Linked DNA regions of Homo sapiens: region 2 is linked to region 1. The links are chromatin loops, found by intact Hi-C in ENCODE. Cell type or tissue: MCF 10A. All regions are shown on one strand. Region 1 holds the start of LOC107984701 (a long non-coding RNA gene). Region 2 overlaps LOC105378178 (a long non-coding RNA gene).

Region 1 (5,000 bases):
AAGGAAGAGACACTGGAAATACATGTACACAAAGGCACTATGAGGACACAACGAGAAGGCAGCCATCTGCAAGCCAGGAAGAGAACTCTCACCAGAAACCAACTCGACCAGCACATTGATATTAGACTGGTAGCCTCCAGAACTATAAGAAAATAAACTTCTATTGTTTAAGCTACTCTGTCTGTAGTATTCTGTTATGGCAGCCTGAGCAGAAAAATACGGGGGTCTAATTTATAACTGTCCAACACACACACACACACACACAGAGAGAGAAAGAGAGAGAGAGAGAGAGAGAGGAAAACTTACCAGCAGAGAAGGCAATAGGAAACTAGGGCTGGCCCCTGCAGAATTCTTTCAATGGGCTCCAGGATAGGGGATGCAATGTCCGTGAATACTCCCTGATATGGTTTGGCTGTGTCCCCACCCAAATCTCATCTTGAATTCCCACGTGTTGTGGGAGGGACCCAGTGAAAGGCAACTGAATCATGGAGGCAGGTCTTTCCCAAGCTATTCTTGTGATAGTAAGTCTCACAAAATCTGATGGTTATTATAAGGGGGAGTTTTCCTGCACAAGCTCTCTTTTGGCCTGCTGCCATCCATGTAAGGCATGACTTGCTGCTCCTTGACTTCCACAATGATTGTGAAGCTTCCCCAGCCATGTGGAACTATAAGTCCAATAAACCTCTTTCTTTTGTAAATTGCCCAGTCTCAAGTATGTCTTTATCAGCAGTGTGAAAACAGACTAATACACTCTCACATTAGTAATTTTTACACCATCCCAACATAGTTATTATAATAGAAGTTTTTTCATAGGGTATTAGTACGTACAGGTCAACAAACACTTATGAGGCACCTACTGTGCCAAGCAGTAAGACAGGGAGTACAAAGATGATGATATCTGCCTTCAAAGACCTTATAGCAGGCTCACCAAGATCCTGGACTGAGCCACGCTCTGCCCACTCCTCCAGGCAGTTCATACTGTGCACCTGAATCATAAGTATTCCCTAATCCTACAGACCCCCAGCTCTCTGAATGGTTTGCTAGTGGACATCTTTTTCTACCTTGTCTTGCCTTAAGAGGTTTTACTTCTTGGAGAGTTTAGAATTGCTTGCATTTCAAAAAGAACCCAAGGTTCTTCATTTGCAGTTTTTCTTGTTTTTGGAAAGCAGAATGGTGGCTGGGAAGAGCTCTGGACATGGAGTTGGGTCTGGATGAGTTCCAGGCTCCCACTTCAAGCTGATGACCCGTCTGACCTAGTCTCAACCATAGGTAAATGAAGACAATAATACTTACCTGATAAAATGTTGTGAGGATTTAAAGAAATGTGTATACTTAAGTGCAAAGTTACATAAACAAAATGCAGTAGTAGCAATAACTATCACGTACAGACTATTCTCTACACACCAGGAACTGTGGTTCTTAGAGATAGAGAAAAAAAAAAGAAGTGTTTTTCCTTTTCTCATAGACTCAACAAAACATTCTGACACCAGGTGTTTGGGGATTTCTTCCCACACATCAAGCAATCAGTGTTCCAGCAGACACCAAATAAATGCCCTTTAATTCAATTCAACTCTGATGCTATCAACCTGGAGATAGCATCAGGCCCCACAGGTTAAGGGCTCCTCTCACAAGACTGCCTCCCACTTCAGATGCCAATTGCAGGCCCCAGGTTGTGACCTGTGCTTCTGCCCAAAAGGCTGTAAATCAGGGTTCCCATGACTTCCTCCCAGGGTTCGATTAATTTGCTACAGCAGCTCACAGAACTCAAAGAAACACCTTACTTACATTTACCCACTTATTATAAAGGATATTCAAAGGATACAGATGGACTGCTGGATGGAAGAGATGAATTGGTCAAGGTGCAGGGGAGGGGCGTAGAGCTTTCATGCCCTTTTGGGCGAGCCAGGCTTCAGGCATCTGCACATGTTCAGCTATCCAGAAGCTCCCCAAGCTGAGTCATTCTGGGTTTTTATGAAGGCTTCATTGCATAGGCACGATTCATTGAATCATTGACCAGTGAAGATCAACCTAACCTTCAGCTTCTTTCCCCTATCTAAAAGTTGAGGGGTGAGGTTGAAAGCCCCAAGGCTCTAATCACATGGTTGGTATCCCTGGCAACCAGCACCCCCACTCCTAAGGCTGAGAGCCCGGGCCACCAGTCATGTCATTAGCATACAAAAAGACACTTACCACTTAAGGGATTTCAAGGGATTTAGGAGCTGTGTGCCGGGATCAAATGGCAGAGACTAAATATATATTTCTTATTATATTACAACATAATGGTGGTCAATCTTCACAATAACCATGACAAGTCTATGACATGGTACTATTATGATCCTCATTTTTACTAATAAAAAAAGCAGTGATTTAAGAAGTTACACAACCTGGCCAAGGTCACAGGACTGAGAATCTGAAGCTTGGTAGTTCAAACTCCTGATCTCTAGGTACCTATTAACTTATTATATTTTCCCCCTGGTTGCATAACCTTTTCATCAATTATCTTAGGTACTTTCAAGTCATTTGGATTTATTCCTGATCATCATAATGTAAAGTATTGATACATACTTTACAGATGAGAGCCGCAAAGAAAAGAAAGAAATATAATAGGTAGAAACTTAAGTAACAGGCTAATCATTAGAAAGGTTTAAGAGAGACTACTCATTCAGGCTGCTGCCAAGTCCACGCCTCTAAATGCACTCCATTACTCTTTTAAAGAACGCTAATGCATGAAGTTGGTTATTATTATCAAATCTCTGACATAAGGGAAATTTTTCTGATTTTTTAACCTTAAAAATTGTTCCTTTTAAATCATCATATTAGACTACCTTTTTTTACCATTCAGACAGGTAAGCAGGAATGTCTTCTTTTTTTTAATTGAAGAAAAGCTTAGTTTTTCCCTGCAACTGCATATAAAGCCTTTTAACTGTGTGATTACTCTGCCATCTAGCTTCCTAAGCCTATATAGCTGTTCATGAGATACTCCTGGGGTATATTAGGGATAAGCACTGCTTTGGTTTAAAATGCCTTGGTTTAGATTACTTAAATGTTCAATGATCACACACACACACACACACACACACGACAATAACAGTAATCATCATGTCTCCTCCTTGTATGAAATGTCAATCTACAACGTTGTAAGAAACCCCTGAGCCAGCTGAAATTTCTTCTTGTTAAATAAAGGTCAACTGAACAGTGTTCTTTCTTTTCAAGTATCTGGAATGCAGATTTTGGACTTAAACTGTGTAAAGTTAACGTGAAAGGCCAACAGATAAATCACTGAGCATTCATCCATCTGTCGTTTGACTAAATCTTATCAATTTAGATGAAAAGAGAAAGCTTTTTCTAGTCGTCTGTGTATGTCATGGGACATACCCTTAAGTTACCCAGAATAGTGTTTATTATAGAAATATTACTGTTCCAGGGTTAAGTGCAGTGGCCCATGCCCGTAATCCTAGCACTTTGGGGGGCTGAGGCGGCAGATCACTTGAGGCCAAAAGTTCAAGACCAGCCTGCTGAGCAAGGTAAACCCATCTCTACTAAAAATTATTATTGTTCCTAGACAATAGTAACATATCCCTTAGGAAATGAAGAAAAATCTCTATTTTTGGCCTGAACCTGGGTTTGAGACCATATGAAATCACAGTCCTTAGAGCCGGCCATGGTGGTGCACATCTGTAGTCCAAGCTACTCAGGAGGCTAAGATGGGAGGATCATTTGAGTCCAAGAGTTTGAGCCCAGCCTGGGCAACATAGTGAGATCCCTCCAACTAAATTTTTAAAAAAACAAACGCTGTCCTTGATTAGAGTCATCAATATCTGGAAATAAATGTCCTCATCTCCCTCAGGGTAGGGGACTCTGTTGCCAGCAGAGTGTGAACACATGAGTGGCAAATAGAGACAAGGTTATTCTCATACCACATGGGACCTGAATCTTTTCCTATGAAATTGCTCCTTTGTGATTAAAGGATTTGTACTCGGTTGCCCTGGAGGTCTTGGTGTTCTACTGTGTTTTTCCAGAGTGGCCCCACTACACAACACACACACATACACACACACACACACACACACACATTTCTTTCTGTTAAGACACCTAATTCTAAGATGTTTTCAGTTTAAAATGAGTAGGAAAAAGGTATGCTTCCTATGCCATCAGCAGTTTTCAGTGAGCAATTGTAATGCAAGAAACAATTATAAAGTGATCAGATATACAATGTGATTTGTCAGAAAAAAATGTGAAAGACCTAGAAATGGACAGGCTGGGCGCAGTGGCTCACGCCTGTAATCCCAGCACTTTGGGAGGCCGAGGCAGGTGGATCACGAGGTCAGCAGATCGAGACCATCCTGGCTAACACGGTGAAACCCCGTCTGTACTAAAAATACAAAAAATTAGACAGGCGCAGTGGCGGGTGCCTGTAGTCCCAGCTACTCAGGAGGCTGAGGCAGGAGAATGGTATGAACCTGGGAGGCAGAGCTTGCAGTGAGCCGAGATTGCGCCACTGCACTCCAGCCTGGGCGACGAGCGAGACTCTGTCTCAAAAAAAAAAAAAAAAAAGAAATGGACCAAAAAGTCTACAGCCATACCATCCTGAACACACCAATCTCATCTGATCTCAGAAGATAAGCAGGGTCAGGCGTCGTTAATACTCAGATGGGAAGAATGAACCAAAAAGATAGCTGAGCATTTTCTGTAAACAAAAAATGAAATCCTAAGCCCCTGCACCAACTGAACAGACTCCGTCTGAGTCAAGGGAGCCACAGAGAAACCTGAAAACCTGACCTCCCAGCCATGACCAGAAAGGAGGTTAGATATGCCTCATTACACCCTCCTCCCTTTTGGAGTTTAGGCACAACTGACAAGCATTAACATTAAAACAGTGATCATAAGACTGACAAAACAGACTCTTTGTGGCAATAAGATACCAAATTCCAACCTGACTCTGGTATAGCATCACATGACAGAGAGCAGACCCTGAAGAAAATGAAAATATGTTACCCCCA
Region 2 (5,000 bases), 380 kb before region 1:
CATTTTCATGGCAATATAGATGAACCTGGAGGACATTATGCTGAGTGAAATAAACCAGACACAGAAATAAAAATATTTGATTATCCCACTTAACATATTGAATCTTAAAATAAAAAGTCAAATACATAGAAATTGAGAGTAGACAGTAGTTACCAGGGGTAGGGGTTGGAGAGAAATCTGGAGTCATATGTCAGGGTACAAAGTTGCAATTATGTAGGATAAATAAGTCTAGAGATATAACCTATGCCATGATAGCTATGGATAATAGTATTATATAACATACTGGAAATTTACAAAGAGAAATTTCAGGCATTCTTGTTACAAAAAAAAGATTAAATAAAGATCTACCTATGTAAGGAGATAGATATATTAATTTACTTGACTATAGTAATCACTTCACTATGCTTATATATATCAAAACATCATTTATACCTTAAATATTTACAATTTTAAAATTAAGGAAGTAACAATTCAAAAAAACAAGGCACAGTTATCATTGGGAGACAAAGGTATGCTTTTTAATTGATTCTGATCTCATACAAGCAAAATGGGAAGTTAAATTTTGATTTTGAACCTGTTTTCTGTTTTAAGTTGCATTCCATTTTGTTTATATTTGAATGAATGCATTGCTTTGTTTTATTCTGAGTAATTATTATAAGATAGAGAGTAGAAAAACAATAAAAAATAACAATGTAACTTAAGAGTATTTGAAAAGAAACAAAATCAACAAACTTGCTAGACTAAAAAGAGACAGAAGGCTCGAGTAAATAAAATTATTAATGAAAAAGGAGACATTATAACTGATACTACAGAAATACAAAGGATCACAAGAGACTACTATAAACAATTATGCCAACAAATTGGATAAGCTAGAAAAGTGGATAAATTTCAAGAGACATATAGCCTTTTATTCTTTCATGATTCAGCCTTGAACAGACCAGTAATGAGTAAGGAGATTGAATCAATAATCAAAAACTTTCCAACAAAGAAAAGCCCAGGCCCTGATGGCTTTAGTGCTGTATTCAACAAAAAACTTAAATAATATTTAATAACAGTTCTTCTCAATGTCTTTCAAAAAATTAAACAGGAAGGAACACTTCCAAACTCATTTTAGGAGGCCAGTATTACCCTGAATCCAAAGCCAGACAAGGACACTACAAGAAAATAAAATTACAGGTGAGCATAGATGCAAAAATCTTCCACAAAACACCAGCAAACCTAATTAGGTAGCACAGTAAAAGAACCATTCATCATGACCAAGTGGGCTATATCCCTGGGATGCAAAAATGGTTTAACATACTCATATCAATAAACGTGATACACCACATTAGTGTAATAAAAGCTACATCATATAATCATCTCAATAGACATAGAAAAAGCATTTAACAAAATTCAACATATTTCATGATAAAAGCTATCAACATATTATGTATAGGAAAAACTGAACTCAACATAATAAAGGCCATATATGAAAAGACCACAGCTAACATTGTACTCAATGTTGAAAAGCTGAAAGCTTTTTCTCTAAAATCAGGAACAAGACAAGGATAACCTCTCTTACCACTTCTATTCAACATAGTACTGGAAGTCCTAGACAGAGTGATTAGGCAAGAAAAAGAAAAAAATGGCATTCAAATTGGAAAGGAAGACATAGACTTGTCTCTGTTTACAGATGACATGATCTTACATATAGAAAACACTAAAGGCTGTATCAAAAAGCTGTTAAAAATAATAAACCAATTCAATAAGATTGCAGAAAGTCAACAGGCAAAACTCATTAGCATTTCTATACAATAAAAATGAACTATATGAAAAGAATTTAAGAAAACAATTCCATTTACAATCCTACCACAAAAATACTTAGGAGTAAGTTTAACCAAAGAGATAAAAGACCTGTATACCAAAAATTATAAAACATTGATAAAATAAATTGAAGGAGGAAGCCAAGCAAGATGAGCAAATTGCCCTCCAGCAATTGCCCACACACACAGAGGAATATCAAATTGAACATCTATCCGTGCAAGAAATTAGCTTCATACAAACTAAAAAAAAAAAAAAAAAAAAATTCAGGTGAGAGATTACAGTACTTGATTTTAGCATAACAAGAAAGAACACATTGAAGAGGGTTAGAAGAACAGTCTCACATTACCCCTCCCTCATTCTCAGGAGGCCCAGCACAGACAGAGACTCCTTCCACTTGGGGGAAAGAGAAGGAAGAAAGTGGTGGATTTTGCATCATTTCCCAGAGTATTCTCCCTTAAGTGCATCAGGGCTGAGTATCTGAGAGGCTGCAAGTCACAACATAACTAGGCTTAGGGTGCCCTCTAGTGCTGAAATCGCTGGAGTGACCACAGGCTTAGTTAACATATAACAGTCTCCTTTGACTTTTGGAAAGCCCTCTGAAAAAGGACCAGTACAAACAAAACCAAACTGTCGAGACTGGAAAAAAATGCCTAATTCTTCAATGTCCAGACAGCAACAACATTCAAAAGCACCAAGAACATCCAGGATAAAATGACCTCACCAAAGGAACTAAAGAAGGCATCAGCAGAAAACCCTGGAGTAATGGTGTGCACCCTCTAACACAAGAAGAAATTCAGAAATCTATCACAGAAATTTAACAAAGAGATTAAAATAATTTTTTTAAATATGGAACTGAAAAATTCAATTGACAAACTGAAAAATACAACAGAATGTCTCAATAACGAATTGATCAAGGAGAAGAAAGAATTAGTGACCTAAAAGACAAGCTATCTGAAAAAAATACAGTCAGAGGAAAAAAAGCAGAGGAATGAAAAAGAATAAAGTACACCTACAAGATCTAGAAATTAGCCTCAAAAGGGAATATCTAAGAGTTATTGGCCTCAAAAAAAGATATAGAGAGAGATCAGGGTAGAAAATTAATTCAAAGAAATAATTTTAAAAAAATAACTTTCCAAACAAAGAGAAAGATATAAATACACAGGTAAATGAAGGTCAAAGAACAACAAGAAATTTTCACCCAAATAAGACTACCTCAAAGCCTCTCTTTCTTTATTCAACGAATATTTATTGAGTGCTCAACTTGAGCCAGATACTGCTTTTAGACCAGGGAATCAGTAATTAACAGACACAAATAATTGCCTTTGTGAAGCTCATATTCTAGTGGAAATACACTAGAATTAATCAACAAGTAAAATATATATATATATCAGATAATGATAAATACTATGAAAAAGAATAATGCAGGAGACAGGGGATAGAAACATGCCAAAATGGGTTTTGTCATTTTAAATAAGGTTCTCAGGGAAGATTTCAGGTAGTAGGGAATAATTGAACAAAGACCTGAGAGAAGTAAGGGAGAGAGTCATGTGACTATCTAGAGAAAAAACAGTCCAGGTAAAAGGATAATTGAGTGAAAAATGCCTGGGGGGTAGTATCATTGAAGTGTTTGAGAAACAGCAAACAGGTTGAGAGGTTGGGAGATAGATAGGTAAAGAGGAGGGCTGCAGTGGAGTGAATAAGCGAGGAGTAATAGGAGATTGAGTGAAGGAGTAGACAATGACTTTTGTTTCTCTTCCTGTCCCAAATTTTCTATGAATTCCTCTCATCTGTGGAATCTGAAGTAGAAGGATTCTGGGAAATGAAGTTCTGGGCTTCCCATTCCTCAAAAGGGTAACTGCAGGTGGTGGCCCCACTTTAATTCTCAAAGATTAAGAAAAAAATTAAAAATCCTAAAATCAGCAACAGAAAAGAAGCAAATAACATATAAAGGAACACTGATACATCTCCCAGCAAACTTCCCAGTGGAAACCTTACAGGCCAAGAAAACATGGAACAACGTATTCAAAGGGCTGAAGAAAAAATAACTTCCAACTGAGACTATTATACTCAGAAAAGAAATTCTCCAAACATAAAGAACAACGATTTTCTCACACAAACAAAAGTTGGGGAAATTTATTACAAACAGACCTGTCTTACAAGAAATGCTAAAAGTTCTTTAATCCAAAGGAAAATGATGCTACTAACATGCCACAGGAAATCATCTGAAGGTATAAAACTCATTGATAAAAGTAAGTACACAGACAAATTCAGAATACTTTATTACTGTAATTGTGGTTATAAACCACACATATCTTTAGTATGAAGACTAAAAGATGAATGCCTCAAAATCATAATAATTAGAACAATTTGTTAACAGATAGACGATATAAAAGATATAAGTAAAGACAACAAAAGTCTAAAAGGTAAGGGGGGATAAAGTTAAAGTATAGAATTTTTTTCTTTACACACAAAAAAGAAATTTCTTTTTTCTTTGTGATCAGAGTTATGTTTTTACTAGTTTAAAATAACATACTATAACTATAAGATGTTATTTGCAAGCCTCTTACTAACCACAAAGCAAAAATCTATAATAGATATGCTAAAAATAAAAAGCATCAGCACAGGGAGTACTCTGCAAGTTAGACTGCATATTAGGCCATGAAACAAGTCTTGACAAATTCAAAAAAATTGAAATCATATAAAATATCCATTCTGACCAAAATAGAAAAAAAAACTAGAAATCAATAATAAGACAAACTTTGGAAACCATACAAATACTTGGAAATTACACAACATGCTTCTGAACAACAAATAAGTCAATAAAGAATTTAAGAAGGAAGTTTAAAAATGTCTGGAAATAAATAAAAGTGGAAACACAATATACCAAAACCTATGAGACACAGCAAAGGCAGTACTAAAAGGGAAGTTTATAGCAATAAATACCTAGATAAGAAACGTAGACAAACTTCAAATAACCTAATGATGAATTAGACAATAAAAAACAAATCAAACCCAACATTAGTAGGAGGCAAGAAATAATAAAGATCAGAACAGAAATAAATGAAATTGAGACCAAAAAATACAGAAGATCAATGAAATGAAAAGTTGGTTTATTGAAAAGATAGACTGAAAAACCTTTAGCTAGACTAAGAAAATAAGAGAGAAGAGCTAAATAAATAAAATCAGAGATGAAAAAG

Evidence for each region. Hi-C counts contacts between places; a loop is a spot of excess contacts. Peaks named below come from ENCODE experiments on the same cell type or tissue, not always from the same donor. Only the 100,000 strongest peaks of a DNase experiment are listed, where the experiment ranks them.
Region 2: a loop joins it to region 1, with 6 times the contacts of the local background. A loop is called at or near these places in 2 of 110 quality-filtered maps.

The regions. Positions count from the first base shown.
Region 1 is chr14:49,548,064-49,553,063 of GRCh38, forward strand. LOC107984701 (a long non-coding RNA gene) reads right to left here and starts at 2,588. Exons shown (of 3, transcript XR_007064154.1): 1 at 1,786-2,588. It also overlaps the pseudogene RNA5SP384. In MCF 10A, a CTCF peak has its summit at 2,959; no DNase peak of the experiment used is centred here.
Region 2 is chr14:49,171,635-49,176,634 of GRCh38, forward strand. All of the region lies in intron 1 of LOC105378178 (a long non-coding RNA gene), which reads right to left. Among named protein-coding and RNA genes, the nearest start is that of RPS29, 410 kb to the right of the region's middle. In MCF 10A, a CTCF peak has its summit at 2,316 (motif pointing left); a DNase peak (open chromatin) is centred at 2,317.